2 separate regions of the Homo sapiens genome follow, and region 1 is linked to region 2. Evidence: read pairs that join two places in POLR2A ChIA-PET (ENCODE). Cell type or tissue: Panc1. All regions are shown on one strand. Links, peaks and the distances in the headings refer to the core of each region. The heading gives the core; the rest is flanking DNA. Region 1 has its middle 6.5 kb from the start of CAHM. Region 2 overlaps PRKN (parkin RBR E3 ubiquitin protein ligase).

The links. ChIA-PET counts read pairs that join two places held together with the same protein. Peaks named below come from ENCODE experiments on the same cell type or tissue, not always from the same donor. Only the 100,000 strongest peaks of a DNase experiment are listed, where the experiment ranks them.
Region 1: POLR2A ChIA-PET joins it to region 2 with 6 read pairs; 2 of 35 experiments call an interaction of 5 or more read pairs at or near these places.

What each region holds. Positions count from the first base shown.
Region 1 is chr6:163,405,225-163,409,625 of GRCh38, forward strand. No RefSeq gene overlaps it. Among named protein-coding and RNA genes, the nearest start is that of CAHM, 6.5 kb to the right of the region's middle. RefSeq lists enhancers at 461-530, 541-720, 951-1,140. In Panc1, for the core only: no CTCF peak of the experiment used is centred there; no DNase peak of the experiment used is centred there; H3K4me3 peaks cover 754 bases; H3K27ac peaks cover 2,580 bases.
Region 2 is chr6:161,602,975-161,607,375 of GRCh38, forward strand. The region is part of intron 7 of PRKN (parkin RBR E3 ubiquitin protein ligase); the gene reads right to left. Among named protein-coding and RNA genes, the nearest start is that of AGPAT4, 330 kb to the left of the region's middle. In Panc1, for the core only: no CTCF peak of the experiment used is centred there; no DNase peak of the experiment used is centred there.

The DNA.
Region 1 (4,401 bases), core at 72-4,071, 1.8 Mb after region 2:
ACACATCCCAAAATACGTGTGTACGAACTGGAGCCCTATCCAGGCCTCCTTTTCAATTCTTAAAATGATGCTATTTATTGAAAGCTTACCATGTCCCAGGCATGCAGTGAGGCACCCATGCCATCCTAACATCCTTATGCTGCACCACCTTACCTTACAGGCAAGAAAAGAGAGGTGCAGAGAGTTTACGTTGCTTTTAGCAAGTGACAGGGTCGAGATTTGAACCTGGGACCTCTTCAGTGACTTTTCTGGATCCTCCTGCTCTGCAGCTGCCTCGGAGGACCAGCAAATTCTTCAGGAAAAATGTTTCAGGACTTTCCGTCCTTGTTTCAGGACCGTTCCTCTGCATTATCTGTGAGAAGCGTTTCTATAGTCTTGGCACATAGTTATGCTGTGGGGCTAAGGTATTATTATTTCATATTTCAGTGCAGAAGGAAGTACTTATTAAAAGGCCCCAAACCAGTTGTCTGAGCCTAGAGATGAAAGGCCTCCTTCCCGCACCGGCCTGGGTGCTGAGTGGCCCTGACGCCAGGCCAGCCTGCCACTTACAGTCTGAGACTTGTGTCTGCTCCCTCTTCCCAAACACAGAGGCAGGGCCTGGCTGGGGCCATCTGATGAAGTGCCAGTGTGCCTTCATGAAATCAGGCATGGGACTGACTGAAAAGCTGAAATCTGGTGAGCTGAGGGGGAGGAGAAGGTCAAGTCTGGCTGTCGGTCTACAGAGGTCAAGGACCTGGCACAGAGCAGGGCCTGCTGCCTCTGCCACCAACAGCCAGGCACCCAGAGAGGAACTGGAGGAGAAGGCGGCTCGCTGCTGGCAGGTCAGCTGATGGGAGAGTTTACAAGACTGTCTTTGAACTCCTCGCATGCAAGCCCTTCTTCTCCTTCCTGATTCACATTTAAGTTTGCGTTCCTGATCCCCTCACATTCTTTCTGCTCCTTTAACAGCTTCACCTGGACACAGAAAGGACAGAGGCAGGAGCAGGGCCACGTCCCTCTGTCGATCACAGCTTTAGCTTTCAGTTTCTCACGGCTGCTTAATTCCCAGCTCACACTATCAATATAGGGCACGCATTTTAAAACTGTTAAATAAAAACAGCTGCTCATTTCACTATGCCACATTTTCTTTCCAACTCAAAAGGATGCTCACTACCAATGGATACTGAGAAAAATACAGTGTCATTAATGTCAGTTAATCAAGTTGGTGGTCCTTGAAGATCTATAAAATGTAACTGTAACACATTTTACAGATTGGCTTAGACAGAATAACTAGGAAATAATAAATGCTAGCATCATCAGTATTACTTGTACAGCTCAGCAAAGGAACGCAAATGGCTACACAGGACTGGGGAAGAACAGAACAGAGATATTTCTTTGTGTGAAATACAGAGTTTATCATAAGGAGGAGAATGAATCACTTTTCATCTCTGGCAGCAACCTGTTTTTTTAACATATTATTTATGGAAAATAGAAAGCAAAACTGAAGCCTTTGGTATTTCATTGCCACTGGATAAATGTCATTTGTATAAACCTTTCTAAATTTGGATATATACCCAAAGAACCTACATGTATCTTAGACAAAAAACTATCCACTTTCATTACATTTAGTAAAAACTCATAAGCCCAGGATTAATGGACATAAAGATATGAAATAAAATAATTTTCTAAATATGCAAAGAAGCCCATACAAACAGAAGTAATAATCAAAAAGTTGTAACAGTTGGTCCAGCACAGGCATAAATGATCAGTGTCTGCCAGCCCTGATGGGGTCAGGGTGCCAGGCATCTTGCCTTTGGTTGCTGGGTTAGGGGGGTCCCGGGGCTCCGGAAGAGGGCCTGGGTAGTATGGCTCAGAGCAGTGACTGCTCACTGAGTGGTGTGGGAATCTTTCAAAATTTAAAAACTGAAAAGGCTGTACTGGTGTGTACTGCTTGAATCTCAGTGCTACAAATAATTGCTTTTAATCTTTTTTTTTTTTTTTTTGAGACAGGATCTTGCTCTGTTGCCCAGGCTGGAGTGCAGTGGTGTGAGCTCAGCTCACTGCAACCTCCATCTCCTGGGTTCAAGCCATTCTTGTGCCTCAGCTTCCCTAGTAGCTGGGATTATAGGCGTACGCCACCACACCTGGCTAATTTTTGTATTTTTTGGTAGAGATGGGGTTTCGCCATATTGGCCAGGCTGGTCTCAAACTCCTGACCTCAAGTGACCTACCTGACTCAGCCTCCCAAAGTGCTGGGATTACAGGCATGAGCCACTGTGCCCTGCCTGCTTTTAATCTTATATCTGAATAAGTAGTGAACAATTCTGATAAAATATCATTGCTATACAAACTCTTCAATGTTAAAACCAGAGGCGCTCATTTTCTAACCTGTTATAGATTCAGAGGACTATGGATTCCCTGGCCTAGTTGCCACAAATGCTGTTTCCTGCTGAGTAAGACATCGCTTACACTCCAAAATACTTTGCAAGAATCACTGAATTACATTGCAAAATATGAACACACAGCATCAAACACTACCTGTCATTGAAGGCAAAGAAATCTTTTGGATTTTCAGATGCTATGAGCAGCTTACATGGCTGCTTCCTCTCCTTAGAGTCCAAGTATGTCTCTGTGTTTTTTCCTTTTTTTCTTTTGTTCATTCAAAGAAGTAATTATTTAAAGTAGACTACTTGTAAAGCATTTTAAGAGCAGAAAGAGGAATAAGACCTGAATTCTACCTTTAAGGAATTTTTATGCTCTACTTGTAGTAAGTTTCTTCATCAAGAGCTCTAGATGAAATTTTTTAGTGCTCCACTTTCTATTAAGTTGTAGTATGTTTAAAAAAATAAGAAAGATTTGATTTTAATTCTTTGGAAATTACAAAAATGTAACATTTTCAGCCAAATGTGTTGCCTAAGGGAAATAAAAATTCTTAGTGTGTGTGTGTGTATATATATATATATATATATATATACACACACACACACACAAAGAATTTATAGTTCTTTATATATATTATATATAATATACATAATATATAATATATATCCATATTATTTATTTATTACTTATTTCAACAAGTTGTGCAAAATTGGACACCTAAAGGTTTTTATATTAATTTCTTATTGCTATTACATGACCATCCATCTGCATACAGGGTTATCCTGGGTGCAGAAATAAAATTACAACAAGGTCAATTTGCTAATCTTAGTGAGGATATTTTATTTAGAATCACAGAATTTTAAACCTTCGAATGACTTTGGAGATCACTTAGTTCAACTCGGATTCAGGGTTACTTATGCAGTGCTACACAACTTATTAGCATAGAACGAATAAGGCTTTTTATACCTAGCACAGCAATCCTTTCTCTATACACCATCAGCTAGAATACTGGAAAAAAGAGACTCAAACGCCACAGGTATTTTAATTAAAGTACAGCTCCTGAGGTACCCAAGTTTAACTTACAGAAAGGTCAACAGTGTGCCTTCCATCACTCAGGACTCCGAAGGTCTGCCTTGAATCCTGTCCTGAATTCAGTAGCTGCCACATGAGTCACATTATGTAGTTAACCCTCTCAGCCTCTGCTTCTTCAGCGGTAAAATGAGGATAATTATTAACTCAGAGTTGCTGCATACTCAGTAACTGAAGTGCCCGAAGGTTGATCGGGACTCTATAAATGTCAGTCTTTTTTTTGGTCTTTCCTTGGTCTCACTGGGAACTCAGTTAAGAACGCATTAATATACAGAAATTACTGGAAAAGTACATTTAGGCTCTAAGTTAAATTTTAGTAAAGGATAATGGCATTTGATTAAATGTCTGGGACATGAATAGTCATTCCCCTTGTTGGTAAAATGGTCACCCATATTAACTTTTAAAACTAACTCATAGACTATAAATCCAACATATCCATTTAGTATGTTAAAAAAAATCTAATCACAGATGCATCCTAAAGGGTCCCAAATCTGAAGGAAAAAAATAAAATAAAATAACAATCAACCCAATCCAGGAGAGCACCTGTGAAATTGTCTTGCAATCATAAAACCAAGCATCAGTCTGGGAGTAGATCAAAACAAAATGCATTTGTAACTCACTCTCACCTTCCTGTGATTGACAGACAGTTATTTTTTAGGTGGTTTCTGTTTAAATATGGAATGAAGGTTGGATTATATAGCACAAGGACCTGCATCCTGGCTGAGAATGTTTTTACCTCTAAAGTTTCATTTAGGGTCAAATGAGTAGAAACCTTACACTGTCAGTTACCGTTTAACCGTTGTGCAGTAGTTTAAGCTAAATGTTAGTACTACATCTGGAATGATCATGTCAGTGGCTTAAAAAAGCAGCACAGTTACCATTAGAACAGCTGTGAAGAGCAATGCCTTTCATTTTACAAATGTTGTATTTGTACTAGTAGATATAAATAAG
Region 2 (4,401 bases), core at 77-4,076:
CAGTTTTCAAAGCCCTTCACCCACATTACTTCCCTTGACCTGAACAAGAAATATTTCCAGTAGACCAGAAAGACTGAATCATCCTTAGTTTAGAAACAAGGAAAATGAGAATCACAACATTAAGGGTTGGATCCACATTCATAAGCGTAGCAGCAACAGTGCTAAATTGCCGATTTTTTTTTGGCACCATATTGACTATCTTCTGTGAAAATAATTAAATGGGAGGCCATCAGACAGAGGTGGCTCTAAAACCCCGGGTTCCTAAATCAGCAAACTGAAATATAACTCAGACTCATTTCCTATGATCGGCTAATTTAAAAGATGAAACTTGAACTCAGCTGATCACAGGCAGTCAACTTGGAATTAGTTATATTGTTCTGAACTTCCCATGGGAATCGTCCAAATAAGGTAATTGTTCAAACTTTAGCCAATTACATAATTTATTTGCTTCCAAATTTATCCTATAAAAGCTTTCCCTTCAATGACCTGTGGTGGAGCTCTGACCACTTGTGGCTAGATTCATAAATCACTGTTTGCGCACATAAGCTGTTTAAAATTTTAATACGCCTTAGTTTATCTTTTAACACTTCTATTTTATTCACTCTTCCCTCTGTGTTCTGAAATTTTGTTGACCTCTCTTACCTGACTTTTATCTTCTCTCTAACTCTTTGTGTTCTTGTGGACTTACACTATTTTAACTCCTTCCGTATCATTTTGATGGGGTTTGGGGAAGTAGCAGATATATGGAACTTCTTCAGGAACCCATGTGGGACAAAATTATTTCCATAAGCTCTGGGAATGCCTCACAGAGGACAGCAAATTTGACCTGGGTCTTTAGAAATGAGTAAGATTAGAGTGAGCTGCTGAGCTGAAAGGGAAATCCAAGAGAAGGAGGAAAATGGGAGAAGCTATGGTCTGAATGTTTATGTCTCTCATGAGTGTCCATGCATCTCAATTAGTACCCGTATAAAACAGCCCCTTCTACTATGTGAGGATGCATAAGAGGGCACCATCTATGAGGAAGTGGGCCCTCGCCAGACACCAAATCTGCCAGAGACTTTGTCTTGGACTGCCAAGCCTCCAGAACTGTGAGCAATAAAATTCTGTTGTTTATAAGCCACCTGGTCTATGGGATCTCATTATAGCAGCCCAGATGGACTAAGACAGGAGACTTTTAAGCCCACATGATAAGCTACGTTAATATAGAGATCAATGCTTTTCTTTTTTTTCCAGGGTTGAACCTTAAAAAGAGGTCAACTATTTGAAACTAAACAAGTTCTTGTAAATTAAAAAAAGCACCTTCAAAACACAGAGACAATCCAGACCATTTAGTTTAAGACATAACTTTGAGCCTTTCAGCTAGAGCGGGTTTTCAAAGTAGGAGTCATGAAGCTGCCTCCAGGAGGATGGCATTCTTTACACAACAGAAAGCCTCCACCATGGTGATATGGATGGGGGTGCAGAAGACAAACTTAGCCTCCAATCTACTCGGCTAACAACTCCCTAGGCCTTTAGGGCAGAACGGGTGGCCAGAATCGAAGTCAAATGGAGTTTATTCAGCTGGAGGAAGAACTTGCAGCATGGTTGCTCAACTTCAGGCCACGGATTTGATCCTACTTTATAGAGATGAGAATGAGTCTCTGAATGCACAGTGTTTAGGTTAGAAATCTGACACATTGGCAAGCATGAACGGTTCATGCCTGTAATCCCAACACTTTGGGAGGCCAAGGTGGGCGGATCACTTGAGAACAGGAGTTCGAGACCAGCCTTGCTAACATGGCGAAACCCTGTCTCTACCAAAAATACAAAAAAGAGCCGGGTGAGCTGGCACATACCTGTAATTCCAGCTACGCAGGAGGCTGAGGCAAGAGAATCACTTGAGCCTGGGAGGTGGAGGTTGCAGCGAGCTGAAATGATACCACTGCATTCCAGCCTGGGCGACAAGTGAGATTCTGTCCCCAAAAAAGAGAGAAATCTGACACATTCTTAAGAGACACCATAAAGGGATTTACTTGTTACTGAAAATCTTAGATTAGCTTTTTTCTCTTTGATTAAAAAATAACATAAATTAGAATAAAATACAGATTTAAATTTATATTCTATTTTATTCTATATTTTAGAGAAACATATTTGAGTTCCTCAACATCTAATATTTCTGCATTCTCACAGTATTTCTGTGATGTAATTTTTCAAAGGATCTGTGTACCATCCACCCCTTTCAAAGCTGAGAATTTCATATTAGATCATTGCAGCTTTGGAGAAAAATGCATTAAAATATAACAGTTCACATTCTTTTGTGAGAAAACATATATACAGCTATGTACCCGTATGTGTATATGTGCATATATATTACATGTACATATAGAATGTACATGTGCACACAGACACATATACATTTACACACATATGTATTTTGATATTTCAAATGCTCAATGCAGCATGGCCATAGGTAATAGCAATCTATTCTATTTTTAGTGGTAGCCATGTCATACAGATGTTTTGACACCATTGTAAATAGCAGAAAGGGGCTGCCCTCTCTCTTTTTTTTTTTTTTTGAGATGGAGTCTTGCTCTGTCACCCAGGATGGAGTGCAGTGGCGCGATCTTGGCTCACTACAAGCTCTGCCTCCCAGGTTCAAGCGATTCTCCTGCCTCAGCCTCCCAAGTAGCTGGGATTACAGACACGTGCCACCACGCCCAGGTAATTTTTGTACTTAGTAGAGATGGGGTTTCCCCACGTTGGCCAGGCTGGTCTCGAACCCCTGGCCTCAAGTAGTCTGCCTGCCTCGGCCTCCCGAAGTGCTGGGATTACAGGTATGAGCCACTGCACCCGTCTGGACTACCCTCTCTAAAGAACAATGCCAAGCAGAAATTACAACCCTCTGATGAGTGGCATATAGAGAAAAGCATCCTATGGTATCAGCCAGAGGAGAAAATAGGGGCTCTACAGCAAGATGCGGACATGTGTGCAAACACCCTGAGCCAAGAGTTTCCTCAGGAACCAACCATAAGCTCTTTGGGGGCCTGTGGTGGTGGTAGTCCTAGGAGGTGGAGATGGGGGTTCGAGGAAATGCAGAAGGTTTTGTATGTAATGAAGTGTTTTCTTTTCATGGACAGAGACTGTTTTTCTATCCCAAAGGTCTGGGGGAGCCATAAAAACATTTTAGGGAAAATGTCATCAATTCCTGTTTTAGAGTCACAATGGCAGGGTTGGTGTGAAGAACAGGCTGATATTGGAAGGCCAATGTGGAAGCTGCTCAACTCTCCAGTTAAGTGTGATGTGAGCGTACACTAAACACACAGCAGGAGGAAGGGAGGCTGGGAGACACATTTAAGAGCTAACTAGTAGGTAGCATTGAGAGGAGTTGGTGACTACCTAGATGTGGTAAAAGAAGGAGTCTGGGATGACTTCAGGGTTTCCAATTTTGACCAGTAGGGATGGTGGTGACAGTAACTGAAAAAAGAAAAACAAGTGTTCCAGTTCCATGTGGCAGACTGAACAAATGTGTTTAAATCTCCTACTTCCTAAAGCCTGACTAAAATGATATTGGTGCAGAAGGGAAATAAATCTATAAGGACAAAGAGTTTGAGAGAGAAGAAAAAATCAGAAGAGAGATGTTAATCAAATCATAGAACACAGATGGAATGGTAGAACCTACTGTATTTAGCAGAGCAGAGAAAGCTAAAGCCTCACTGTCTGCAGAAGGGAAATTCAGTCATAATCAAGGCCATTTAGGTGCAGCACCACCGGAAGGCCCAGGACTGGAGGATCCAGGTCCCTGGCAAATTCAGAGAAAAGAAAGGGCCCAAATGAGAATAAGTACTTGAAAATCTCATACAGTGAGCAGTAAGATGACAGCATCCCACCCCCCAGCCTATGAAGCTGGCAACTTTCCCTGCTTCCCCAGGCTGAAGACAAAATGTTCTTTTCCCAGAGTAGCCCTACAGAGTGGATCTGGGCTCAGGCCACCTGGCACAGCATGGGGGGGAGATGAGGGGCTTTATTGAAATCAGGGAATTACATGGATGACTGCATGTTGATTGGTGATAGCTCAACCCCTTTGTTCTGCCTCCCTTCCAGACTGACGGCATCCAGATTTAATAAAACCCTACACCTCCCCACCACTGGGCAGGACATTATTGTAGACTTTCTATCTGCAGTTGTGGAGTCCTACCACCCTAGAAATAGTCCAGTGTTTGGGTGCAGGTGTGCCCCTTCCTCACATCCTGTTCACTGCTCTACTACAGGTACTCAGGTGAAATGCAGAATTTAACAAGCCTGACCTTGCACACGGTTTCCAATCAGTTTTTTTAAAATGCTTTTAAAAAAAGTATGAATGAAAAGCAAATGAAGACAAGACATCTGGAGAAAGTCTTCAGTACCAAAGGTAAGAGACTCCAA